Regions from separate parts of the Homo sapiens genome. Here regions 1 and 3 are each linked to region 2. A link is a contact called in ENCODE Hi-C or POLR2A ChIA-PET data. All regions are on one chromosome and are shown on one strand. Each heading gives the region's core, a stretch centred on a gene start or an enhancer-like site at or near the end of the contact. The rest is flanking DNA. Distances are from core to core; before and after follow the strand shown. Region 1 overlaps NCOR2 (nuclear receptor corepressor 2). Region 2 overlaps LOC101927436 (a long non-coding RNA gene). Region 3 has its middle 110 kb from the start of NCOR2.

Region 1 (4,551 bases), core at 1,253-3,752, 85 kb after region 2:
TACCATTTTAACATGAACAGTTCATGAGTTCTTAGTACAATCACAATGTTGAGCACCCACCCCTTCTATCCAAAAAATGTCCTCATCACCCCAAAAGGAACCCTGTACCGGTGGGGTCACTTCACGTTGCCGCCTCCCGCAGCCCCTGGCAGCTACCAATCTGCCTTCTGCCTCTGTGGACTTACCTATTTTGGGTATTTCTCCTGGACGGAATCATGCACTGTGGGTTTTGGCTTCTTTCACTCCGCACAATGTGTTTGAGGTTGATCCGTGTTGAATGGTGTGAGTCCTTCATTCCTTTATATGGCGGAATTCCATTGTGTGGCATACATCAATAGAACCATTTGATATCTAAGTGGCTTTTCAGATGAGGAAACTGAGGCTGCCCAGGTCACGGAGCCCTGGGGCCCGGGATTGAGGAGGTGCAGATAGCCAGACGTGTCTGGCTCACGGTGCTGTCTCTTTCTCCTGCCCCCACCCTGCTCCACTCGTATCTGTGCCTGGCCAGGAAGCAGCAGTGTGTGGGGAGGAAGTGAGTGGGGGTCTCTTCCAGCTGGAGCCGGATGCTGAAGCGTAGCTGCGGCTGTGGGTCTGGATCTGGTCCTCAGAGTTCTGGCCCCCACCTCCCCCCTGGGCCCCACACATGTAGTTTCTGTTGACCTGGGTTGCGAGAGAGGCAGCAGGCAGGAGCTCCCCCATTCGCCAGCTGAGCCTTCTGATGCCTCGAGAGGCTGGGGGCCTTGCCTGGGGCCACTCAGCTTAAGGTCCCCCTGCCCCTTTCCAGACCCCCTTTGGCCCACTGTCCTGGCCCCTGTGGCCTGCGGTGAATCATATTCTGGGGGGTCTTCACCGATCTTTCCCACCGTCAAAGCTCTGCTCAGCAGACGGGCTCCAGGAAGCGGCCTGTCGGCAGATTTTGGCCAGGGGATGCTTTTTCGAAGTATGGAGGGGTGGTCGCCGTCGAAGGCTTGCGTGATGGGGAGTTCTTTTGCTGAGCAGATAACCAGACACTGGCTTATTCTGAATATGAGTTTGGTTTTGGCCACAGGCTCTGTCTGGGGGCTGCTGCCTGTGGCTGTTTCTGGTGTTTGATGATTTGTGGTCTTCATTAAGTCACTCAACAAACAATTTGCTGCGGAGTGTCTGGCGGGGAAGACACAGGAAGCAGAACGAGTGGCCGTGAAGAGACATGCCCAGTGTCAAACCTGCCCATAGCACACAGTCGCTCTGAGGGGGTGGGAGGAGTTACCGTGGATTCCAGGGCCAGCCTTTGGCGAAGGTCTGGATGCAGGTCTGTGTCCAAAACAAACAAAAATGAACAGAAGGAGGTGGTGAGGCCTGACTCGGCCGCTCTCAGGCACCGCTTCCTGGTGGTGTTTGCATGGGGCCAGTTTGGCCTGGGTGTCATGGTCCCGCCTGGTCTTGGCGACGGTCTGGGCGGGAAGATGGTGCTGGATCTTTGGGCTAAAAATATGCCCGTGCCTTCCTGTGCCTCAGTTTCCCTACCTATAAAAGAAGGCGTAAGAGTAGCAGAATCCCACCTTTGGCTTTGGGGCAGGTCTACGGAAACCCCCCAGGGGTGTTTCCTGGGGAAGGCTAGAGGGCCAGCTGTTCACAGGAGACATCTGGCTTCCAGGGGCCTCCGCAGCCACTATGCTCATCCCCTCGTGGCCAGTCTGGGCCCCCTGCCAGTCCAGTGGCCACGGGCCCCTGTCACAGGCAAATCTGGTCTTAGTCCTGAAACCCTCCTGTGACTCCTTGTGGCTGAATTACCACGTGGATAGCGGAGACAAGCCAGGCTTGCCCAGTTCAAGTCCCAGCTCAGCCACTAGCTGTTGACCTTGGGCAAGTCACCTACCCTCTCTGGGCCAGCCTCCTGCTCTGTCTGTGTGTGGCGGCTCAGGGGCATACCTGCCTATGCCGCGGTGGTGTGAGGCCAGCTGGTGAACCAGGGGACCCGCTTAGCACAGTGCTGGGCACACAGTCCGAGCTGCTGGGCTCGGTGTGTGTGGCCACTGTTATTGTTATTAATATTATTACTCTCAAGATGCTCCTGAGAGTAAAAAGGATGACAATGTTATTGCTGGAGTTGAAGGCCAGGCCCAGAGTCCATCTGACCACTTCCCCTCCACTCCTATTAGCTCCCTGACCTCATCGTCAAACTCTCCCCGCCTCGCCCCTGCGCCCCGGCCACACCAGCCTTCTCTCTGCTTTGACAACACACCCGCGTGGTCCAGCCTCCAGACCTTCACATCTGCCATGCTTCTGCCAGGGGTGCCTTCCTCACATCTGCACCCCCAGACCCTTGTCATCATGTGGGCTGCTGTCCAGGGACACATTCTTAGGCCCAACTCTTGGCTGCTAGGGGCAGGGAAGTGAATCTGGAGACCCTGGTGGAGCCTCCTCTGCCTCCTGGGAGCTCCAGCAGCTTCCTCTGGCGCCTCATCTCTGCTTTCCAGAGCACTTGGAGAAGCAGAGCTCAGCCTGCCCCTTCTACGGATGGAAAGTTGACACCCAGAGAAGCTCAGACTTGTCTCTGAGTCACACAGCTAATTGCAGCCAAGGTTCAGACTCCTGGCTGACTACCAAGCCATCATTGTTGGCCTGTGTGTGTGTGTGTGTGTGTGTGTGTGTGTGTGTGTGTGTGTATTATTTGGCCACGTCTTCTTTTCTAGGCCTGTCACCGAGATGACCCCAGATCAGAATGCCAGTGTGAGGGGGTCACGCTTTCTTTTCCTAGGATTAAAAGGAGGACAGAAATATTTGCAAGGGAGAGCCTGCTCCTCTGGCCATCTGGCCCTCGGGACAGAGGACGGGGGAGGGATGGGCCGAGGCCTGGGTTCGGAACCAGGCCGGAGCCAAGGCGCCAGAGCTACGCTCAGGTTGGAGGTGCAGGTGCGGCTCGAAGCTGGACAGTCCGGGCTGGGAGGAAGCGGGTTAAAGTGGGAGAAGCGGGGCTGGAGCTCTCTTTCGCCTGCCAGCGAGCGAAGAGCCGAGCTATAAAAAGGCCTCACAGTGTTTCAGCTCCCGAGTGTCGGCTGGAAGCCCGCCAGGGTTACCATGGCGATGAGGAATTATTACTTACTGCCAAGGCTGGGAGAAAAAGCTCGTACTTTTGGCTTCCAAACAAGAGGAGTGGACTTATGTAATTCCCTGTGTTTATAGGCCCAGAGTGGCAGAGGCGAGAACGGATCGCTGGAGGCCCGACGTCTCGTTCACGGCCCAGCCGTGGGGTCAGGCGGCCCCGCACTTGTCGCCGGTGGGCCTTGGCCTGCCCGGGTTTGGGGGGCATCGGGCTGGGAGCCTGGGGGGCCTGGCCTGGCCCTGCAGGGCCTCCAGGGCCGGGATGGGAGTCGTAGTCTCGCGGGAAGGTGAGGCCGCCCTCTGGGGCCGCCCCTCTGCGGGTGTCATCCTGGAGGAAGGATGGGTCTGATGTTGGCTGTGGTGTGCCTCCTGGAAGCCGGCAGCACAGCCTGTGTGTGTGGACTCTGCTGGCCCGCTGGCTGGCACTTTTTTTCTTTTTCTTTTTTTTTCTTGTGAGAGAGTTACTTCAAGTTGTGTTTGGAGCTGACGTGAGCGAGGTTGGTCATGTGCTCGGGTAAGAGAAGTCGCCGGGCTTGGAGTGGGCAGGGAGGTGCAGTGTGGCTGGGTCACCCCGGCCGGGGGAGGTGGGCGCAGACTGGGGTGGGGGGCTGTGGCCTGCAGGCTCTATGCAGGGGCGCTGATTGGGGGCCGAGGAATTCATCTGGAAAGAGCCCCAGTTCTGTCGCTGGAGGTGGTGGCCAGGGCTGGGGGCTGAGTGGCCGGCCGCAGGTCAGCCAATGGGGGCAGCTGGACCCTCCCCTGGCAGCGCAGTGTTGTCGGCCCTGAGCTCAGCGGGATGGTGGGCAGGGCTGTCTCATCGGACGAAGTTGCTGCAGTCACGGAAAAGAGCGCTCGGAGGCGCTGGCCGGGCAGGCCGGGGTGAGGCTTCTTGGCCGGCCCGCGTGGGAGGGGACCCGGGTGGGCACTGTGCTCCTCTCCTTGGTGCACATCCGGCGTCCCTGGGGGGGAGCATGGCGAGCCTTGGGGGCTCAGGGGGCTTCTGTTCCCGGAGTTGACTTCAGGAGGGCATGTGATCGTGGGCGCTCCCGAGGCTCTGCCCTGGGGCTCCGCGGTGGGCTCAGGCAGGGGAGAGCCAGGTGCAGGCAGCGCTGCAGCCCGGCCCCGGCGCCCGGCTCCCCACCGAGGTGGCGCTTGGCTCGGTGCCCATGTCTGGTTTGAAATCAGCGCCACCGGCCCAGGCTTGCCCAGGGACTTGGCAGCGAGGAGCCGGGATAAACACTGGAAAGTTGGAAGGGCTTCCCGAGCTCACAAGGAGCCTTTAGTTGCAAACCGGGGGGATGAGGGAGTGATTTGTCCTGAGGTCTGGGTGCGCCGCGGCCATAGGGAGGTGGCGGGAATGGCTCCTGGGGACCTCTGAGCCCAGGCTGGGGAAGGGAGGGGGCTGGGCTTCCAGGCAATGTTGCTCCTTTGCCACAGACCTGGGTTTGAGTCCTGGCTCCGTCCTCT
Region 2 (4,129 bases), core at 109-2,608:
CCAGGCACGCCTCTCCCCTGTTTCCTGACCTCTGGAGCCACTCTAACTCCAGCTGCCTTCACTGCTTAACAAACCAGCCCCAAACTTAGCCACTTAAAACAACAGCCGCCACTTATCTGCTCAGAATTCTGCAATTTGGGCAGGATCAGGCATCGTGGTGGTCCCCACCCCACGTGTGTTATCTGGGGGGCTCAGCTGGGGCTGGATGGCCCAGCACGGCATCACCCACATTGTTTAGCACTGGAGCTGGGTACACTCTTCTCTCTCCCCTTGTAACTCATCTCCCAGGCTTCACTCTGTCCCTGCGGTCTCTCCCTCTTCTAGAACCTGGCCTGAGCTACTTTGCGGGCCAGCTGGATTCCAAGAGAGAGAAAATAGAAGTCGCCAGGTCTCTTAAGGCTTAATCCAGAACTGCAGGGAGTCACCTCCACAGCATCCCGGGGGTCAAAGGATTCACAGAGCCTGCCCACTTTCAAGGGGTGGGGACACAGACTCCACCTCCCATGGGAGAGGTTGCAGGCCCCTGCAGGGAGGGGGAGCACTGCTGGCAGCCATCTTTGCAGGCAACCCTCACACTCTTCCATTTGGCCTCCAGCTGGCCTGGCGAGGCACCAGAGGCTGTAGAGGAAAGCGCCTCCCACCTGTGAGATGCCAACAAGATACCCAGGGTCTGAAGAGTCTTAAAAGAAAAGCAAGGAGCGGGGGTATGATATCCGACCAAAGAGCAAACGCCCGAGCCACTTGGCACTGCACTCTAACTGGGAGGCTGAGCACACAAATTAGATGTTTGTAAGAATAAACAGTCATTAGAACTCGAGAACTAGAGGAGAAATAAACATCATTTCAAGATATTTGACTAATTTGGCTCTGAGCTCTGCCTGCCTGTGAATGTGCTGGTTTCTGGCTTGCGGGGATGCCTGTGTATCTGTGCATGCTTCTTGTTAGCCCTCTTGGTTACGTGTCCTTACTGAGTGCCAAAGTCTCCTCTGTAAAATGGGGATAACAGCAACACCCAACTCAAGGGTGTTGGGAGAGTGGAACAAGGAAATACACACAAATTGATTAAAACAGAGCCTGGCACCTATAGTAAGTGCTCAAGAAATGTGAGCAATACTCTACATTTGCTCACATATTCATTCGTTCAGCAAATATGCAGAGGGTCCCAGCCAGGGGAGGCCCTGTTCCTAGTGTTAGGGATCAAAAGACAGTGAGATTCCTCGTGCCAGCTGATGCCAGGCACACGGTGGGCGCCCAGGAACAGATTTTTGAAGAATGAATGTATGGGGCATGGACTTTGCCTTCAAGAGCTGTGGCCTGGGGAGGAGACAGACTTGTAAATAAATCACTGCAAACACTGTCATGATAAATGCAAAGCAGTTCCAGCTATAAATTTCACCTAAAGTACAGTAAAAGGACCGGCCCTGATGGTGGAATTTCAGAGACAGAGGCCAAGGCAGGGAACAGTGCTGCGGGAATGAGGCCCTCTTAGATGCTTTGAAATTGTACCAGGAAGACCACAGCCCCTGAACCCAGTTCAGAGTGGAGACAGCAGGGCAGGGAAGCCCTCACACCGTGGATGATGACAGGTACACACTTTGGAGGACTCAGGCCACTGGGCTGGATGACCCTGGCCATCCCCCTGCCTCAGGGCCCATGGCCCCCAAACCAGGGGCTCCTAGTTTCCAGCAGGAACTGCAGGTGGCACAGAAGGGCCTGCAGGATGGGCTGCCGTGGCGGGCGGGTTTTAGAGCGAGTGGCTTCTGAGTCTGTCTGTGCAAGTTAATGAGCGGCTCTGGACATTTAATCAAAACCAGACATCTCCTCACGGCTGTCTGCTGCGAGCAGCGCCGGTGTGTGCAGAGGTTCTTCCTCAGGCCGCAGAGGGGCCCTGACTGTTTTCAGGGCCTCTGGCCAAGACTGGGATGGTCTGCAGGCCGCAGCACCTGGGACTTGAGTGGAGGCCCCATTTCCAGTCCCCACCAGCTGCCAGAGCCCCTGAGTGTGCATCTAGAATGGAGCCCCCGCCCAAGGCCCCTAGGTAATTTGCAGGGCCTGGTGCAGAATGGAAACACAGGGTCCCATGCTCAAAAATGATGAGGAATTTCCAGATGAGAACAGGAGAGCTTCGAACCAAACGTGGTTTCCGACTGTGGGGCCCTCGGTGTGGCAGGCTCAGGAAACTGAGCTGAAAAAAATACAAGACGATTGTTGGGGGGATCTTCACTTTGGCCTCAGCAAGCAGTGTTGAGTGCCTGGCTGGCTGTGGTGTCAAGCTGCGGTCAGTGCCTTGCATCCAAGAGGTGCTGAATAAATGCTCATTCCCAGAATTGAGTTGCGTTGTGCAGATGGCACTGGGAAGACACGCCCTCATCCTCTGGGGCCTGCTGCAGTCCCTCCCTGCCCTGGCTGCTCATCAGTGGAGACAGAAGGGTAAGAGGCAGACGGAGAAGGGGAAGCATTAACACTTCCCTCCTGGAGGCCCTGAGAATGCTGGAGGGGCACATGGGACCCAGCTGTGGACAGAGGTCCCAGATGTAGAATGATGAGCAGTTACCTCCCACCGAGCCCAAAGGGACCACACCAGATCCATGGGAATAAATAAAACCCACCTCCCTCTCCGGCCTCCCAGGCCCTCTGAGACCTGGCCACCGCCACTGTCCCCATCTCCCAGTGTGGTCTGGCCTCACGAGCCTCCTTGTCGTTTCCTGGACGTTGCAAGCTTGTTCTGACCTCGGAACCTCCGTACGTGCAGTTCCTGCTACCAAGTCTTCTCTCCCCCAAGACACTCACAGGCTCAGCTCCTCTCCTTATTCTGGTCTCTGTCCGAATATTGCAAATGTCCCCATGTTGCAGCCCCTCCCTGGTGCTCCTTCATCCTCTTCCTTCGGCTCCATCTTTCCTTGTGGCCCTCAGCATCATATTTTGTATTCACTGTCTCTCTCCCTCTAACGTCAGCTTCCTGGAGGCAGAGACCTCTTCTGTCTTGCTTATCTTTGTGCTGCCAAAACTGTGAGGTATCCCCAAATGTTAGTCAGCTCCCTCATTTCACCAATGGGAAGGGACCTCCCTCAATGTTTTTGGTAAACTTACATATAAACTTTGGGTGGGGGCGTATGCATAGTCCAAAGTTCACTTGCACATTTATATTAGTGGTAGAGTTACACATGCCTGTTTATGCCTATTTAAAGTCATATGTTGGCTGGGCGCAGTGGTTCATGCAGGTAGTCCCAGCACTTTGGGAGGCTGAGGTGGGAGGATCGCTTGAGGCCAGGAGTACAAAATTGGGCAACATAGGGAGCCTCCTATCTCTACCAAAAAAAAAAAAAAAAAAAAGCAGGCGTAGTGACAGTGTGCACCTGTGGTTTCAGATACCAGAGAGGCTAAGGTGGGAAGGTTGCCTGAGCACAGGAGGTTGAGGTTTCACAGAGCTAAGATCTTCACTGCACTCCAGCTTGGGCAACAGAGCCAGACCCTGTCTGTAAAAAACAATGAATTAAAAAGTCACATGTAGCTGGGCGCAGTGGCTCATGCCTGTAATCCCAGCACTTTCGGAGGCTGAGGCTGGCAGATTGCTTGAGGTCAGGTGTTTGAGACCAGCCTGGCCAACATGGCGAAACCCCATGTCTACTGAAAATACAAAAATTAGCTGGGCGTGGTGGTGCGTGCCTGTCATCCCAGCTACTCGGGAGGCTGAGGCACGAGGATCACTTGAACCCGGGAGGGAGAGGTTGCAGTGAACCAAGATTGAGATCATGCCACTGCACTCCAGCCTGGGCAACAGAGCAAGACTCCGTCTCAAAAAAAGAAAAAAAAAAAGAAAGTCACATATGACATAAGTAACACAGCACATTAAGATACATTTCTTTGTGTTCCATTCTTACATTCATAAAATCATGTTCTCCCAACTCGCCGCCTGTGTCTTTGACACGGTGTCTTTGAGTCATCAAACAGCATTTGGTGGGCCCCATCTGTTCCCCTCATGTCTAGAACTTTGGAGACATGACATTTTTTGAATCTGCCTATGACGCAGCTACTGGAAATTTTATCCCAGGCCGCAAATATCCTTTTGCATAAATTAGGACATTGGTTGTTTCATTTGTTTTGTGGGTGTATATTATTGATGAGTTCC
Region 3 (4,440 bases), core at 564-3,063, 77 kb before region 2:
AAGACCCTGACTCCTCACACACCCCCTCAGGGGCCGGCTTGCAGTTTAGAAGTGAGCACACGTGGGTAGCTCAGCTCTGCGGAGGAGGCTGTGGTCAGAGGCAGCTGCCTGGCGGAGGCTGGAAGGGCCCCTGGACATTTATCAAGGCCAGGATGGGGAGACATGCTGCTCCCGACCCCAGAGGCCCCACTCATGTTACCTGGCGGCTTTGAGACAGAAGTTCCTCAGCAAAGCAGGCTCCTTCCTGCCTGGCATTATGAGCAGAGATTAAGCACTCTGTTGACACACAAAGAAACAGCCCCATCTGTAAAATTCCGCAGCAGGGCGAGGCTTGTCAGGCCTTTAATACAGGGGCCTGGAGGCTCCTGAGTGTTTACTAAGAGCTCAGCCTGATGGGGATGGAGGAGAGGACTCTCTCAGTTCAGTAGCATGTTTTTACTGCGCACCTACTGTGTGCCCGGCACCATTCTAGACACTCAGGACGTGGCAGGTAGATAAATAAATGAACATGAGGATTGGAGGCAGTTGTGAGTTCTACGCAGTTGTTAAAATTGTTTGATTTGATAGAAAGTGAGGAGGTGAGGGGGTGGGGCTTACCTCTGAAGAGGTAACATCATCTGTACAGAAATCGAAATCGAGTTAGAGAACCAGCCATGGGCTTGTGTGTGGGGAGGAGCCTTCCAGCAGAGGGCACAGCAGGTGCAAATGCCCTGGGGCCGTAGTGGGCTTGGCATGGAGCTGGAAACTAGAGGTTTAGGAGGAAAACGGTGGGAACAAGGTTGGTAAGGAGGGTGGGCTAGATCACGCTGGGCCTTGTCAGTCGCTGTAGGGAATCTGGATTTCCGGCATTTACTTCCTCGTACACCGAGCACGTGAGTTTTAAGCACCAGTTATGTGCAAAGCAAGGAAGTTTGCTCAGGGTGCACTTGCTGGGCATTTATTAATTTCACTGAGAAGACGGTGCTTCTGTTCATGCGGCCAGTGCAGGAGCTGGGCCCACCTGTCACTTGGCCACAGCTGGGGAGCACAGGCCCGGAGCAGGGTTTGGAGATGAGAAGTGGGCTGAGCCCCAGTGCTGGGCTCAGGGTACCGAATGTTAGAAGGCAAGCCCTCTCAGGGTGCCAGTGCAGAGGGGCACCTGGGATGCCTGACATGCCTCACCCAGTGCCAGACCTGCTGAGGGCACTCACGGTTCAACCCGGGAGGCCCAGGAGCAGCTCAGGCCTGGTGGGAGATGAGGGGTAGAGATGACCTCCCTGAGCCAGCCTGAGGCCAGCTATGTTCATGAAGCTTCCAGCGTGCTGTTTCCCAGGAGGGCAGCTCTGGGAGCCTGAGAAGGCAGGGAAGCTGGAGCTGCCCCTCCCCCAGCCCTGTCCTTCCCAAAAGCACAAGCACGTATGTCGCAGTTCACCCATGTGTGGTGTGTGTTGGGACTACTCACAGGTCACAGGTGGGGTTGTGTTTCCCGAAAACACATGTCCGGGTCCTAACCCCTGGCAGCTGTGGATGTGACTTTATTTGGAAATAGGATCTTTGCAGATGTGATCAAGCTGAGATGAGGTCATCAGGGTGGACTCGCGTCCAAGATGACTGAAGCCCTCACAGGAAAAGGGGAGATACGCACAAACAACGTGGAGGCAGAGGAAAGGCTGGAGTGACCGATCTGCAAAGCCAGGAAGGCCAAGGGTCGCAAGAGCCACCAGGAGCTGGAAGAGGCAGGGAAGAATCCTGCCCCAGGGGCTTTGGAGGGAGCAGGGCCCTGCTGGCACCTGGATTGCAGGCTTCTGGCCTCCAGACCTGTGGTTTTAAGCCACCCGCTTCGTGGTACCTTGTTACAACAGCCTGAGAAGCAAACGCGCTGCATTTAGTGGGTGACGTTCCCTGGGGGTCTGGTTAGGATGCAGGTTCTGATTTCATAGGTCTGGGGTGGGACCCAAGACCTGGCTCCCATGCCCGGCGGATGCTGCTGGCCTGGGGGCTACGCTTTGAGTAGCAAAGCTTTGAAGGACGACTGGCAGCGGCCAGGCCAGCCCCCACCCCCACTTCTATGGGGCTCACAGACTGTCATAGTGTTCATTCATCCCTCAGGGGAAATGACTCAATCCGGGTCAGGGGTAGATCCCGGTTAGTCTAGCCAGGGGTCAGCAAACTCTTTCTCTGTAAAGGGTTGAGTCACTCTTCTAGGCTTCTTGGGCGTCTCTGCGGTAACTCCTCAGTTCTGCTTTTGTCACACAAAAGCAACCACAGACGATATTAAAAAAAAGGGTGTGCAGCTTGGGAGGCTGAGGCAGGAGGATCGCTTGAGCCCAGGAGTTCAAGACCAGCCTTGGTAACATAGCAAGATCCTCATCTCTACAAAAAAATTAAAAATTAGCTGGGCATGGTTGTTTGTGCCTGTAATCCCAGCCACTCAGGACGCTGAGGCAGGAGAATCGCTTGAACATACGAGGCAGAGGTTGCAGTGAGCCAAGATCACGCCACTGCCCTCCAGCCTGGCAAAAGAGCGAGACTCAATCTCAAAAAAAAAAAAAAAAAAAAAAAGGATGTGGCTGGGCACCAATCAATCTTTATTTACAAAAACAAACAGGCTTGGGGCCCGTGAACCACCGTTTGCTGACCCTGGGCTAAGCGTCATGGCCACCCCATCCCCCTTCCTAGATATTCACGTGGCCTAACCCTAGCCACTGTGGCGTGGAGGGGACTGTGCTGGGGGATTTACAGGGAATGCTTACCTGCTCTTACCTATTTATTTATTTTTTTCTAAGATAGGGTCTCCCCAGTAGCTGGGACTACAGGTATGTGGCACCATTCCTGGCTAATTTTTGTATCGCTTTTGGTAGAGAGGGGTTTCGCCATGTTGCCCAGATTGATCTTGAACTTCTGGGTTCAAGCGATCCATCCTTCTTGGCCTCCCAAAGTGCTGGGATTACAGGTCTGAGCCACCATGCCCAGCCTACCTGCTTTTAAAAAAGAGAGAACCAGGCAGGGTGCGGGGGCTCACGCCTGTAATCCCAGCACTTTGGGAGGTTGAGCTGAGCGCATTGCCTGAGGTCAGAAGTTCGAGTCCAGTCTGGGCAACATGGTGAAACCCCCCCCTCTACTAAAAATATAAAAATTAGCTGGGCGTGGTGGTGCACACCTGTAATCCCAGCTACTCAGGAGGCTGAGGCAGGAGAAGGCAGGGAGGCTGAGGAGGTGGAGGTTGCCGTGAGCCGAGATTGAGCCACTGCCCTCCAGCCTGGGCGACAGAGCAAGACTCTGTCTCAAAAACAAAACAAAACAAAACAAAACAGACAAACAAACAAAAAACAAAAAGGGGGGAAGAGATGGCTGCCTTATCTTTGACTGCACTCTGTCTTGTTGGGATGTGATGACCAGATCTGCTGCAGCCATCTTGAGGCCATGAAGGGAGTCCCAACACTGAGGGGTGGCAGAAGAGAGAGGAGGAAGCGCCTGGTGCAGATGCCACCAATGAGCTGCTGAGTCACCCAGCCCTGCAGCTCCTTTGCTCCGGGACCTCCTCTCATGGGGAGAATCCATGTTCATCATGAAAGCAGTTGGAATTGGGATTTTTCTCTAACTTGCTACCCCAGGCATCCTGAATGCTACAACCTGCTCCGGGTGCCCCAGGCCCTGGAGCCGCTCATGGCCTCCTGTGCAAGTCAGCACCCTCTCCTCCGGGCCCTGCACGCAGCCACCACGCCGCAAGGGCAGTGAAAAGCTGACCTGGAGCCTAGACATTTGGATCCCTGCCCCAAGCCCTGTCGCTTTGGCCAAACCACTGGCCTTCCACATGTAAAACAAGGGCAACTCCACTGGTCAGATGGGTTTGTTGTGGAGTTGAAGTTTGTAGGCAATAAACCCTAAAATAGCAACCTGCAACCCGGGCAGTGTGAGGAGTACTGTCAGGATTCCACCCCCACACGCTCCGGGCCTCTCAATGACGCTTCTGTGTCCCTTCTCTCCAGTTTGCTCCTAACTGCCTGCACTTTCACCTCGCTTCTGGGCACTGCTCCCGGGCTCTGGCGGTGCTTTGGCCCCATGTCCAGGGAGCCTGACCCGCCTGGTGGCTGTGATTCCCTGGGACAGCCCCTGGGTGACCACTGTGAGTCTGAGCTCTTGCCTTGGGGCAGGACGAACTGGGTGCTCCTCAGACCCAGATCCGGCTGAGGCTGGGATATTGGCTCGAGTGACACCTGGGCTTGGCTTCCTTCCCTGCCCTGTCCTGTCTCCCCTGTGCAGCCTCCCCTGAAGCGCGGGTCTACAAACCTCATCCCAGGACCCGTTTCTAGGAGACAGTGAGGCTAAGACCCAGTGCCTGCCCGATGCATTAACAGATGGAATCCTCCTGAGGACCCTAGGAAGCAGGTACTCTTATCCCATTTTGCCCAAGGGGACACCCAAGCCCAGAGAGGCTGGGTAACTTGTCCAGGGTCACAC

What was found. Hi-C counts contacts between places; a loop is a spot of excess contacts on that map. ChIA-PET counts read pairs that join two places held with the same protein, here RNA polymerase II (POLR2A). Pooled maps may share reads with other maps.
Region 1: a loop to region 2 is called in a map with no recorded cell type, with 1.9 times the contacts of the local background. The contact joins two enhancer-like sites. A Hi-C loop is called at or near these places in 1 of 37 single-sample maps with no recorded cell type and 1 of 50 pooled maps. POLR2A ChIA-PET finds 5 or more read pairs at or near these places in 4 of 52 experiments (Caco-2, MCF 10A, PC-3 and 1 more).
Region 3: a map of Calu3 shows a loop between it and region 2 (2.5-fold over the local background). The contact joins two enhancer-like sites. A Hi-C loop is called at or near these places in 3 of 168 maps with a recorded cell type or tissue (Calu3, PC-3 and mammary epithelial cell), 1 of 37 single-sample maps with no recorded cell type and 8 of 50 pooled maps. POLR2A ChIA-PET finds 5 or more read pairs at or near these places in 2 of 52 experiments (H1 and common myeloid progenitor, CD34-positive).

What each region holds. Positions count from the first base shown.
Region 1 is chr12:124,517,187-124,521,737 of GRCh38, reverse strand. All of the region lies in intron 2 of NCOR2 (nuclear receptor corepressor 2), which reads left to right. Among named protein-coding and RNA genes, the nearest start is that of NCOR2, 48 kb to the left of the region's middle. RefSeq lists an enhancer at 173-725. Within about 2 kb of position 2,502, at least 35 of the 41 ENCODE cell types and tissues checked have a DNase peak (open chromatin) inside an H3K27ac peak, as active enhancers do.
Region 2 is chr12:124,601,745-124,605,873 of GRCh38, reverse strand. It overlaps LOC101927436 (a long non-coding RNA gene), which reads left to right. Exons shown (of 4, transcript XR_242964.4): 4 at 596-851. Among named protein-coding and RNA genes, the nearest start is that of NCOR2, 36 kb to the right of the region's middle. Within about 2 kb of position 1,358, at least 4 of the 41 ENCODE cell types and tissues checked have a DNase peak (open chromatin) inside an H3K27ac peak, as active enhancers do.
Region 3 is chr12:124,679,229-124,683,668 of GRCh38, reverse strand. No RefSeq gene overlaps it. Among named protein-coding and RNA genes, the nearest start is that of NCOR2, 110 kb to the right of the region's middle. RefSeq lists enhancers at 1,988-2,057, 2,248-2,317. Within about 2 kb of position 1,813, at least 22 of the 41 ENCODE cell types and tissues checked have a DNase peak (open chromatin) inside an H3K27ac peak, as active enhancers do.